Linked DNA regions of Homo sapiens: region 1 is linked to region 2. The links are chromatin contacts, found by Hi-C or POLR2A ChIA-PET in ENCODE. All regions are on one chromosome and are shown on one strand. The core of a region is the stretch at or near the end of the contact, and the rest is flanking DNA. Distances in the headings are between cores, read along the strand shown. Region 1 overlaps LOC107985239 (a long non-coding RNA gene). Region 2 holds the start of GS1-204I12.4 (a long non-coding RNA gene).

Region 1 (5,689 bases), core at 1,679-4,178, 130 kb after region 2:
GCTGTTGGGAAGGCATAATTGGTTTTGGAATGTGAGGACATGAGATTTGGGAGGGGCCAGGGGCAGAATGATATGGTTTGGCTGTGTTCCCACCCAAATCTCATCTTCAATTGCAGCTCCCATAATTCCCAAGTGTTGTGGCAGGGACCCAGTGGGAGGTAATTAAATCATGGGAGCAGGTATTTCCCATGCTCTTCTTGTGGTAGTGGATAAGTCTCACAAGATCTGATGGTTTTATAAATGGGTATTCCCCTGCACATATTCTCTTGCCTGCTGCCATGTAAGATGTGACTTTGCTCTTCATTTGCCTTCAGTCATGATTGTGAGGCCTCCCCAGCCATATGGAACTGTGAATCAATTAAACCTGTTTCCTATATAAATTACCCACTCTCAGGTATGTTTTTATTAGCAGCGTGAGAACCAACTAATACAGACAGTATATTGGCAAATGAGAAAAATAAACAGAAAGCATATTAAAGTCAATTATTTCCTTAGTGGTTATATTAATATCAGACAAAGTAGACTTCTAGACAAGGAATATTAACAGAGATAAAGAGGGACATCCCATGATGATAAAGGGGTCAATTTATTAAGAATATATGGCAATCTTAAATATATTTGCACCTAATAACAGATCTTTAAACTGCATGAAGCAAAAATTCACAGAACTAAAGAGAAAAAGAGACAAATCCATAGAGTTTGAGATTTTTAACCATCCTTCTTTCAGTCATTAATACAATAAATAGAGAAAATCAATAAGAATATTGAAGATTTGCTTAATGCTATCAACCAACTTTATCTATTTGATATTTATATAACAGAACAACCAACACCCTGCATAAAATACTTTTTTCAAAGGCATATGGAACAATTATCTAGCAGGATCATGTGATGAGATATAAATCAAATCTCAAGAATTGGAAGAACTTAATCATACAGAATATTACCACGACTATAACAGAATTAAGATAGAAATCAGTTACCAAAAGATACATGGAAAACCTCAGAATCTGGAAATTAAAAAACCTACTTCTAAATAATCTATTAGTCAAACAAGCAATCTATATAATTCAAGCAAATTGCTTCACTTGAATTATATATATAATTCAAAGCAAAATGAATATATTCAAAAGAATATAATTCAAGCAAAATGCGAATGAAATCAAATTTTGTAGAATGCAGTCAAAATTGCACTTAGAGGGCAATTTCTAGCTTTAAATGCTTATATTAGAAAATAAGAAAGATTTATAAATAACAATCTAAGCCTCTAAATAAAGAAGCTGGGAAAAGAAAAGCTAATTAATTTAAATTAATTAGAAAAAAGAAAACATTAACGAATGGAAAACAATAAAATGAGAAACAGGAAATGGACAAAATAAAAGAGCTAAAAAAATAGATTTTGAAAAAAAATTTTAAGGTGATAAACCCTGTGAAGACTGATCAAGTAAAGAAAGAGAGAAAAAACCCTCACAAATTACCAATATCACGAATAGAATAGGGACATTATGACAGACCCTATAGACCTCAAAAGACTAATAAGGGAATATCATGAAAAACTTTATGCTGATTAAGTTGCCAATTTCAATAAAATAGAGAAAATCCACTAATAATATAAATTGTGAAAAATTATGCAAGAAGTAATAGAACATATGAATAGCCCTATAACTGTTAAGGATGTTTAACTTATTTAAATTTTTCCACAAAGAAACATCAAGGCTAAGATGGTCCCATTCATGACTTCTATCAAACATTTAAAGAAGAATAAATATCAATTTTATACAAACTCTTTGAGAAAATAAAGTAGGAGGAACTTTCCCAATGCATTTTATGGGAACAAGATAAACCTGGTGTTAAAACCGGACAAGGACATTACAAGAAAAGTATATAAAAATAACTCCCTTGAATAAAAATACAAAACTCTTTAACATAATACTAGTAAATCAAATCTAGCATATAGAGAGTATAGTGCATCATGACAAGTAGGCTCTTTCCTCTGAAGGCAAGATTAGTTTAACAATCAAAACTCAATCAATGTGTGTAGGCCAGGTGTGGTGGTTCACACCTGTAATCGCGGTACTTTGGGAGGCAGTGAGGGCAGATCGCTTAAACCCAGGAGTTTGAGACCAGTCTGGGAAACATGGAGAAACCCTGTCTCTACAAAAAATACAAAAATTATCCAGGTGTAGTGGCATGTGCCTGTAATCAAGCTACTTGGGAGGCTGAGGTAGGGGGTTCACCTGAGCCTGGGAAGGTCAAGGGTGCAGTGAGCCATGATTGCACCACTGCACTCCAGCCCAGGTGACAGAGTAAGAGCCAATCTCAAAAAAATAAAAATAAAAAATTTAAAAAATCCAGTTAATGTGTCAATTAAAATTAAGGCTTTTCAGATAAAAATAATTTAATTCAGGTTCCTCCAAAGCCAAATGTGAGGATAAACTTGAGAAAACACACCATCAAAGTTAAGAGTGTTTTGAAGTCTGTTGGAAAACTTTTATAGGAGAGATTAGGAGAAGGGAGGGGGACTCCTCATACTGGATTTTCTTTTCATTGGAGGGTGCAATATAGAGGTTTACAATCACTGGATACAGATTGCAATGTACAGGCTAAAATGTCTGCATGCAAAACAATTAGTAAAACTTTATAATTCAAAAATGAGTCAGCATCCTTTTCAGTGTCAGTAGGCTATGCATTAATCAGTACATCAACAATTTGAGGAACTCAAGACAAGACTCTTTACTCAAGAAGAAGGTGTCATCATGAATCACAAGACTTTCCCAAGGCAGATTAATTTGAAAGCCTGTTTTCTTTTAAACTGTCAAAGTGACGTCTGGTTTTTATTTCCCGTTTTTGATCCAAAATCTTCCCATAGAAGCATTGATGATCAATCTCTGCTTAGGTTACAGTGATAGACTTGCTTCATTCCTTGGTGCTAGGAAAGCTCATTCTCAGAAAGTCATATCCTTCAGTGGGGGCAAAGAACCTTGTTACTGCAGGTAAGGCAGATTGCTAGGAATGTAGGTCATGGACACAAGACTACATGCTATTCTCCTGAATAATGAATCATTGCCAGTTGCTGGGTGACCATGATTTTGGCTTTAGACATTGATCTAAAGCAAGCAGAAATGAAAATAATGAGTAACTTAATAGTCAGGAAAATGACAACTATGTTTATATTTATGGTTATGGTTATAATAATAACAACTTGAAGACCAGTACAAAATAAAGGAGTTAGTCCTGAGTGTAACCAACTAAATAAGATATCAATTTATAGCTGCTCTCACTTGTTGAATCATCTCTAATCTTTAGAATTGCATGATTTTTGTTTTCTTGGAAGAAGTAAAACAATGAGACATACATAGTATTAATAATTTACATAGTGCAAAAAATTCACATAAGGATTAGAATTAAAAGGAGAATTTGTATGCCAGAATGGAAAAAAGAGAGCCTATACCATTAGGGAGCCAACTAAAATCATCAAGAAGAAAATCAACTTCAAGTTCTTCTTTAGAGACATGTTATAACCAGGAGATAATCCAGTATTCAGTCCAAAAAAAGGGCAAATTTTTAAAACTCAAAAACAACAGTCAGGGCTAGAGTCTAATAACAGGTATACTATAGTTATCTTCTGAAACATGATAGTTCTCTCTCCAGTCCCTTTTTCTACCAAAGAAAAATCACAGTGAGACCAATTTGTTCGCCATATAAGTTTTAGTCAGATTGTATTTGCCTTGGTTATTCGTGTAAAGTACAGCAAGAATAGTGATTGGCCATAGAGACTCCTTTTAAATTAGCTTTGCTGTAACTTTTTTTATAACAGATTTTGGGTTGGACTTTTAAAAGCCTCTTGAGCCTAAGTAGCCAACCCAAGGATTCACTATCAGACGGTGCTTGTAATACCAGCACAGATTAGGTGACTTCCCCTCTTCTTGAGGTCCCCAGAATATCTTGAGGTTCCCAAACCTGTCCAAAAGTAACATTCTTTACTTACCACAAGGTCAGAAACCTTGTAAGGAAATTGTGTAGACAAAGTATTAGGCCCATATTTTTCCAAGTCTATTAGCTTCAATCTCAATTCCTTAAAGCAATTTTGTCCTATTTGAAAATATGACGTTCTAGTTAAAGCTTTGGAAAAATAACCAGTGTTTCCACTGTATCCTGTTACCAAAAAAATAAAGATTCTTATTGAACTTATACAAATAACTACATTGTCATAAAACAAGAATGCTTAGGAATAATTTCCAGATTCTGGATAATTCAAGTAGAGAGAGAAAGGTAAATGTTTCAGTTTTGCTTATAGAAGTATATTTTACCCAATTACTGTAAAATATAAATAGCTCAAAAGAAAAAAACTGTTTTTTTGATGCTGGAAAACAAAATATAAAAGGAATCAGCCCTGTTTCAAACAAAAAGTCATAAAAAATCACTTTAGTCCTCCATCAGTTTAGTTCTATATAATTTTTGTTCTGCTTGGTTTTGGGTTAGCAATTTTCATGAATACATCAGTTTTTCATTAGAGTTCTGAAAGTTCTAGTCCATTGATCTTAAAGTTATCAGAAGTCTGTGTTCAAGAGCACTTGTCAGAGTTTTTCAATAAAAAGCATTTTTGTACCTTGGTTGATTACAAATATTTTTAGAGAAGAATTGAAAATATTAACTGTAGGTGACAAAAAGTTAGAATAGCCATGGTTAAAATCTGATGGAAGTTTCTAATTGATAAACGAATGTAGTTATTTCTATTACATGCGGCATTTTAAGAAAACAACCAGAATCATGACTAACAGCATCACACGAGGACCTTTAGACTTTTGTAAATTTCACATGCTCTTTAGAATATTTAGAATATTCACATTAATAACATATTCACACAAATATAATTTTAGAAAAACTTTAACAATCAAAATTATAAACAACATATTAGATTTTTATGAATTTGTATAATTTTTGGAACATTTATATCAATAACATACCCATAAATATAAATGATTTTGATACTGAGGAAATCTGCATGATATCAAAGTTTCAAAACATGTGATCAAAGCATAATCACAGGTCATTGTAAAGTAACAGGTATTCATTTAACCAGAGTCAAGTTGACTTCAAAAGCAATACAGGAAGTTACATGAATGTAAAAACATTAATCCTTTTAAAACTCAGTTTTTCTAAGTAATCAAAGTCCCAATAAAGACAATGTAGAAATTATCTTGATAAAAAGAAGTTTTGAAAAGAAAGATTACAGGATTAAAAATTGAAATCTCTTGCAATTGTATTAAGAGCAAATTAATACTTCAAGAAAGCTTTGTTATTATAACATAGGGAATAAAATTCGTTAAGTTTTACGTTGTGTATTTTTAATGTTAAAGTTTCATCTTCAAAAAGACATCCATAATTTTCATATAATTATAGCCAACTTGATCACACACAAAATTTCTTTCATAAATTTTCTTTTCATAAACCTTATCATGACTTACTCAGACCATTGACAATATGCTTGGACTTTTTAATTTATCCTACATCTCCTCTTTCTTAAATAGCTAGTCATTTTACTTTAGGAAAAAGTAAGTCATCTTCATATCCATACTTTTTTTTTGTTTTTTTGGTTTTTGTTTTGTTTTGTTTTGGTTTTGTTTTTTTGTTTTTGTTTTTTTATTATACTTTAAGTTCTAGGGTACATGTGCATAACATGCAGGTT
Region 2 (5,543 bases), core at 1,402-3,901:
GCTGCGGAGGGGGCACTGGGTCCCCCAGCACTGCCAGCCCGCCTGCCCCACACTTGAATTCTCGCCGGGCCTCAGCCACCTCCCCGCGGGGCAGGGCTTGGGACCTGCAGCCCGCCATGCCCGAGCCCCCCCACAGTGAGCTCCCTGGCGACCTGAGCCTCCCCGACGGGCACTGCCCCCTGCTGCGTAGCACCCAGGCCCATCGACCACCCAAGAGCTGAGGAGTGCAGGCATGTGGCGCGGGACTGGCGGGCAGCTCCACCCGCAGTCCTGGTATGGGATCCACTAGGCGAAGCCAGCTGGGCTCCTGAGTTGGGTGGGGACTTAGAGAACTTTTATGTCTAGCTGGAGGATTGTATATGCACCAATCAGCACTCTGTATCTAGCTAATCTGGTGGGGACTTGGAGAACTTTTATGTCTAGCTAAAGTATGTAAATACACCAATCAGCACTCTGTATCTAGCTCAAGGTTTGTAAATGCACCAATCAGCACTCTGTGTCTAGCCAGATTGTAAATGTACCAATCAGCACCCTGTCAAAACAGACCAATCAGCTCTCTGTAAAACGGACCAATCAGCTCTCTGTAAAATGGGCCAATCAGCAGAATGTGGATGGGGCCAGATAAGGGAATAAAAGCAGGCTGCCAGAGCCAGCAGGGGCAACCTGCTGGGGTCTCCTTCCACACTGTGGAAGCTTTGTTCTTTTGCTCTTTACAATAAATCTTGCTGCTGCTGACTCCTTGGGTCCGCACTGCCTTTATGAGCTGTAACACTCACGGTGAAGGTCTGCAGCTTCACTCCTGAAGCCAGTAAGACCATGAACCCACCAGGAGGGATGAACAACTCTGGACACACCACCTTTAAGAGCTGTAACACTCACTGCAAAGGTCTGCAGCTTCACTCCTGAGGCCAGTGAGACCATGAACCCACTGGGAGGAATGAACAACTCCAGATGGGAGGAATGAACAACTCCGGACAGGAGGAACGAACAACTCCAGACGTGCCGTCTTAAGAGCTGTAACACTCACCGCAAAGGTCTGCAGCTTCACTCCTGAAGCCAGCGAGACCATGAACCTACCAGAAGGAAGAAACTCCGAGCACGTCCAAACATGAGATGGAACAAACTCCAGACACACCATCTTTAAGAACTGTAACACTCACCGCAAGGGTCTGCGGCTTCATTCTTGAAGTCAGTGAGACCAAGAACCCACCAATTCCGGACACATTAGGACTTTTAAAACTTAACCTGAGAGACTGTTTCAGGCCATGACAGGAAGTGGGGGTTGAACAGGCTTCATTATACCTCTCTGGCATTAACATCAACACAGATTTTAAGTCTGATAAGAAGCATTTTACAATCTATTTTCTCTGATGCTTGCTAGCTAAAAGCTTCATCTGTATAGTAAAACTTTGGTCTCTACGACATGTTATCACAACCCAGACATTCCTTTCTGTTGATCCCAGGTCTTTAAACAAACTCAACCAATTGTCAACCAGAAAATGTTTAAATTTCCCTACAGCCTGGAAGCCCCTATTTTGAATGGCCCTGCCTTTGTAGACCAAACCAATGTATTTCTTAAATGTATTTGATTGATGTCTCATGCCTCCCTAAAATGTATAAAACCAAGCTGCACCCCAGCCACCTTGGGCCCATGTTCTCAGGACCTCCCGGGCCATGGTCACTCACATTTGGCTCAGAATAAATCTCTTCAAATATTTTACAGAGTTTAATTCTTTCCATTGACAATTGCATTACAAAAAAGCAAAATCTTTCCATTCAAGTTTTCAGCAAGTAATAATAAAAATTTAAATAAATCAGGGTGTACAGTATATTTAATATTTTGGTTTTTTTATCATTGTACAGCTTTGAGTGAACTAAAGGAATTAACAAATTTATCTTGTTTGTAAGTCTCAAACATTTGTTGGTGTCTCTGTTAAATACATTTTTGGACAATCATTTTAAATATTACAGTCGTGTGGGTAGTGTAGTTCCAGAATAATTTAGAAAACATGGTATCTAGATTTACAGTATGGACCTCTCAGGTAAGATAATAAAGAAGGAAAATCTTTTTAGATGCCCCTGTTTTTAGGAGCTTAGAATTCTCTCTTTTACTTTCTTCCGACCATGATGAATGGGTAGCTTTTTTTTTATTTTTGTTTAAACCTCTTAATTTTTTGTAAACTTTAAATCTGTTATTCAGCACCTCAAAATTTAAAGTATATATGCTCCTATCTTTGAAACTGCAAGTCTTTTTCTCCATTTTTTTTTTGAATTACTGTTAACCTAGGCTCTCACCAATCTATTTGGCATTTACCCACATATTTTGCTTAAGATTTAATTTTAAAAGTTCTGTAAACTTACTGTATCTCCAAAATAACAGCACATCCATAGCTGTCTATTGAGTCAGTTGTATTTCTAAAAGAAACATGTTATTTCATGGCAGCTTCCTTGGTAAATTTCTGGTAGTCACTACGAAATGAAAGGAAGTGGAAAAGGTCGGGGACGGTTAGAAAATAGTTGGGGAGAAGAATCACAGGTTATCACATACTTGAAAGGAATAATCCTGAAGACTCAAAACTTCACAACTCTTTTTGTCCCTGTGCTCCCTAGTGAAAACAGTCTGTGTTAGTCAGAAGCAAGCTCACAAAGCTCATGAATAACTTGCATTCTTATGCTGGAGAACAGCCAATTACCCTGGGACCAAATTCCTGTTTGCTTTGTAGTGAATGTGGGAGACAAGCTGCCTGCCAGTAGCTGTTAAGGCAGTAAAAACACAGCCAGAGGCTATCACAAGGAGGAAATCACAGAGCAAGTTAATTTGTGAACTTCAAGGACAGAGATTAAATATTGTGCAATGAAGCTAATATGGTGGGCTTGTCTGAAAGTAGAATAATCTGGTCTGAAAAGCACCCTTATGAGTTAGCATGATATTTGCATAATGAGTGACACATCATCGTTTCCAGACTTGCTTTTTTTAATGATTGATATCCTTTAAAATTTTCTTCCAAAAAGATTATTGATTCTCTGTTTGGGAAATGCAAGTTTGTTTTACTCTTGATTCTCTCATTCTGATATATCTGGTACAGAGAGTATTAAAGCCAAAAGGACAGTATTTGGGGTAAAATTTGGAAAATCCCAGACCCAATTTGGAAACCAAGATAGCTCATTATACCCTGTTGTTTTATAGAGCCATGTTCAGTGTTTTGAGTACTTGAGGCTGCTCTGAGATCTCTTATTTGCATTCAGAACTTGAGTAGTTTTTGACCAAGGGGAAAAAATGAGAACTGCCAAATCTATTAGCTTGCCCATAACCCCAAATAGTATACTATAGTGTCATTCTCCACAGAGAAAACAGCTTACCGTTTAAATCCTAGAAATTACACACTGACTACTAGGTCACTGTAACCTCACTATGATACCCTTAGGTCACATGTTGTGAGTTTTACAGTTGTTTGGACATAGAGTTTATAAAAAATTAAAATAAAATAAACCTTTGGATAGAGTATAACGTTGGGGCTCAGAAAGCAATAACCCAAACACTGGTGCTATGACAGGCTAAGAGGCCTTAGACGCAGCCCGCAAATCAAGGTCCCTCTAACTTTGCCTTGTCCCTCAGCCCTTGCCTCAAGCACAGGGAGGGACTCTCTCTGGAATTTCCTTATCTGACCAAGAAATCTTCTTTCTAAGAGAAATACAATTGTTTTCCTCCCTTCTCTGAAATCTCATTATCTGTCTCAGAAAAGAAGACTAAGGAATGCAACTACAGGGAGATGGACTTTTTCACAACATAATTCCAGCCTCTAGGGCTCATTCAAATTCCAAAGAGAATCATTTACAAGTTCACTGTTCTCCCTAATAATCATCTGTGGTCCCTCAAAGGAATTGCCTACATTCCCCATCTCTCCCCTCCCCTATGGAAGAGAGTATATAAGCTTCTGTACCACATTGGGTTATTAGGCAATCTTCCTCCTTAAGTTCCCCAGTGCTAACCATGTTAAAACAAACTTTCGTATGCCTTTTCTCCTACTTATCTGTCTTTTGTCAGTTGATTATTAGTGATCCCTTGGAGGGTGAAGGGGAAGTTTTCCCTTGGTTCCTACAATAAGATGGACCAATATTACACTGATTTTTGATGCCATAGCTAATCATATTATATTGAGGTTTGTAAAACTAATGAAGCCTACCAAGATTAGGATTATGGGAGGGCCCTGAATTCTGCTAAAATGTAGATGCTGTTTCTACAATCCCTTACTGCTCAGGAGTTATGTGGCCAGAGGTCATAAGATTCATTGCTTCCCCAGCTGCACCTATAGGTAACATCACTATTGTAGAACTAAGATTGCTCTTTTGAGATGTTTTTCAGACTTACCCAACCTGGACTAGTCACTGATGACTCATCTGTCCTGTGGGCCCCCACCCACCCCACAACCACCCATCCAGAGACAGACTCAATGCACAAAGACTATTTTCCACACCTCTATAATTGCATCCCCAGCCAATCAGCAGTACCCATTCCCTAGTTCTCTTCCCACCAAACTATGCTTGCAAAACCCTAACCTCTGAACGTTCAGGAAGACTGATTTGAGTGATAACTCCAGTTCTTCTGCATAGCTGGCCTTGTGCTAATTAATTAATTATATACCATAGTACCATGGTCTCAGTAAACTGGTTTTGTTTGTGCAGTGGGCAAGAAGAACAGTCAGGCAACTACAGTTGTAATGCCATGGAAAATTGAAATACATCTTGCACATGTCCCATGATGGAAGAACTTAGAGATGTTTTTCAATGTTTATCAGAGAACATGAAATAGCCTGCCAGGCCCAGAATCCAGAAGTTTTATCCACTAGCACTTTAAATCTAGTCAAATGGAACATAGTCACTGGTGCTGAGAGACCTAGGTGCTCAGGGAAAATGAGCACAGCAATATACTAATAGAAGACAAATATTCAACCAACTATAAAGCTTAAGGCTTTAGAAAGACACAATCTTTTTATGGTTTCATTGTTGGCATCATTTTGCATTCAGATTTATCAATTAAAATATGTGTCATTTTTATGCTTTAGTTCAAATGTTGTTTCCCTTCTTTTTTTTTATTTTATTATTACTATACTTTAAGTTTTAGGGTACATGTGCACAACATGCAGGTTTGTTACATATGTATACATGTGCCATGTTGGTGTGCTGCACCCATTAACTCGTCATTTAGCATTAGGTATATCTCCTAATGCTATCCCTCCCCCCCTCCCCCCACCCCACAACAGTCCCCGGTGTATGATGTTCCCCTTCCTGTGTCCATGTGTTCTCATTGTTGAATTCCCACCTATGACTGAGAAAACGCAGTGTTTGGTTTTTTGTCCTTGCAATAGTTTGCTGAGAATGATGGTTTCCAGCTTCATCCATGTCCCTGCAAAGGACATGAACTCATCACTTCTTATGGCTGCATAGTATTCCATGGTGTATATGTGCCACATTTTCTTAATCCAGTCTATCATTGTTGGACATTTGGGTCAGTTCCAAGTCTTTGCTATTGTGAATAGTGCTGC

The links. A loop is a pair of places that touch in the nucleus more often than their neighbours do. ChIA-PET counts read pairs that join two places held with the same protein, here RNA polymerase II (POLR2A). Pooled maps may share reads with other maps.
Region 1: a loop to region 2 is called in a map of mammary epithelial cell, with 2.6 times the contacts of the local background. The contact joins the enhancer-like site here to the promoter of GS1-204I12.4 in region 2. A Hi-C loop is called at or near these places in 1 of 168 maps with a recorded cell type or tissue (mammary epithelial cell), 4 of 37 single-sample maps with no recorded cell type and 4 of 50 pooled maps. POLR2A ChIA-PET finds 5 or more read pairs at or near these places in 1 of 52 experiments (Panc1).

The regions. Positions count from the first base shown.
Region 1 is chr1:185,517,775-185,523,463 of GRCh38, reverse strand. All of the region lies in intron 1 of LOC107985239 (a long non-coding RNA gene), which reads right to left. Among named protein-coding and RNA genes, the nearest start is that of LINC01350, 110 kb to the left of the region's middle. Within about 2 kb of position 2,928, at least 3 of the 41 ENCODE cell types and tissues checked have a DNase peak (open chromatin) inside an H3K27ac peak, as active enhancers do; they include mammary epithelial cell, where a contact is called at or near this core.
Region 2 is chr1:185,643,617-185,649,159 of GRCh38, reverse strand. GS1-204I12.4 (a long non-coding RNA gene) reads right to left here and starts at 2,651. Exons shown (of 3, transcript NR_188649.1): 1 at 2,362-2,651. All of the region lies in intron 1 of LOC107985239 (a long non-coding RNA gene), which reads right to left. RefSeq lists an enhancer at 2,274-3,187.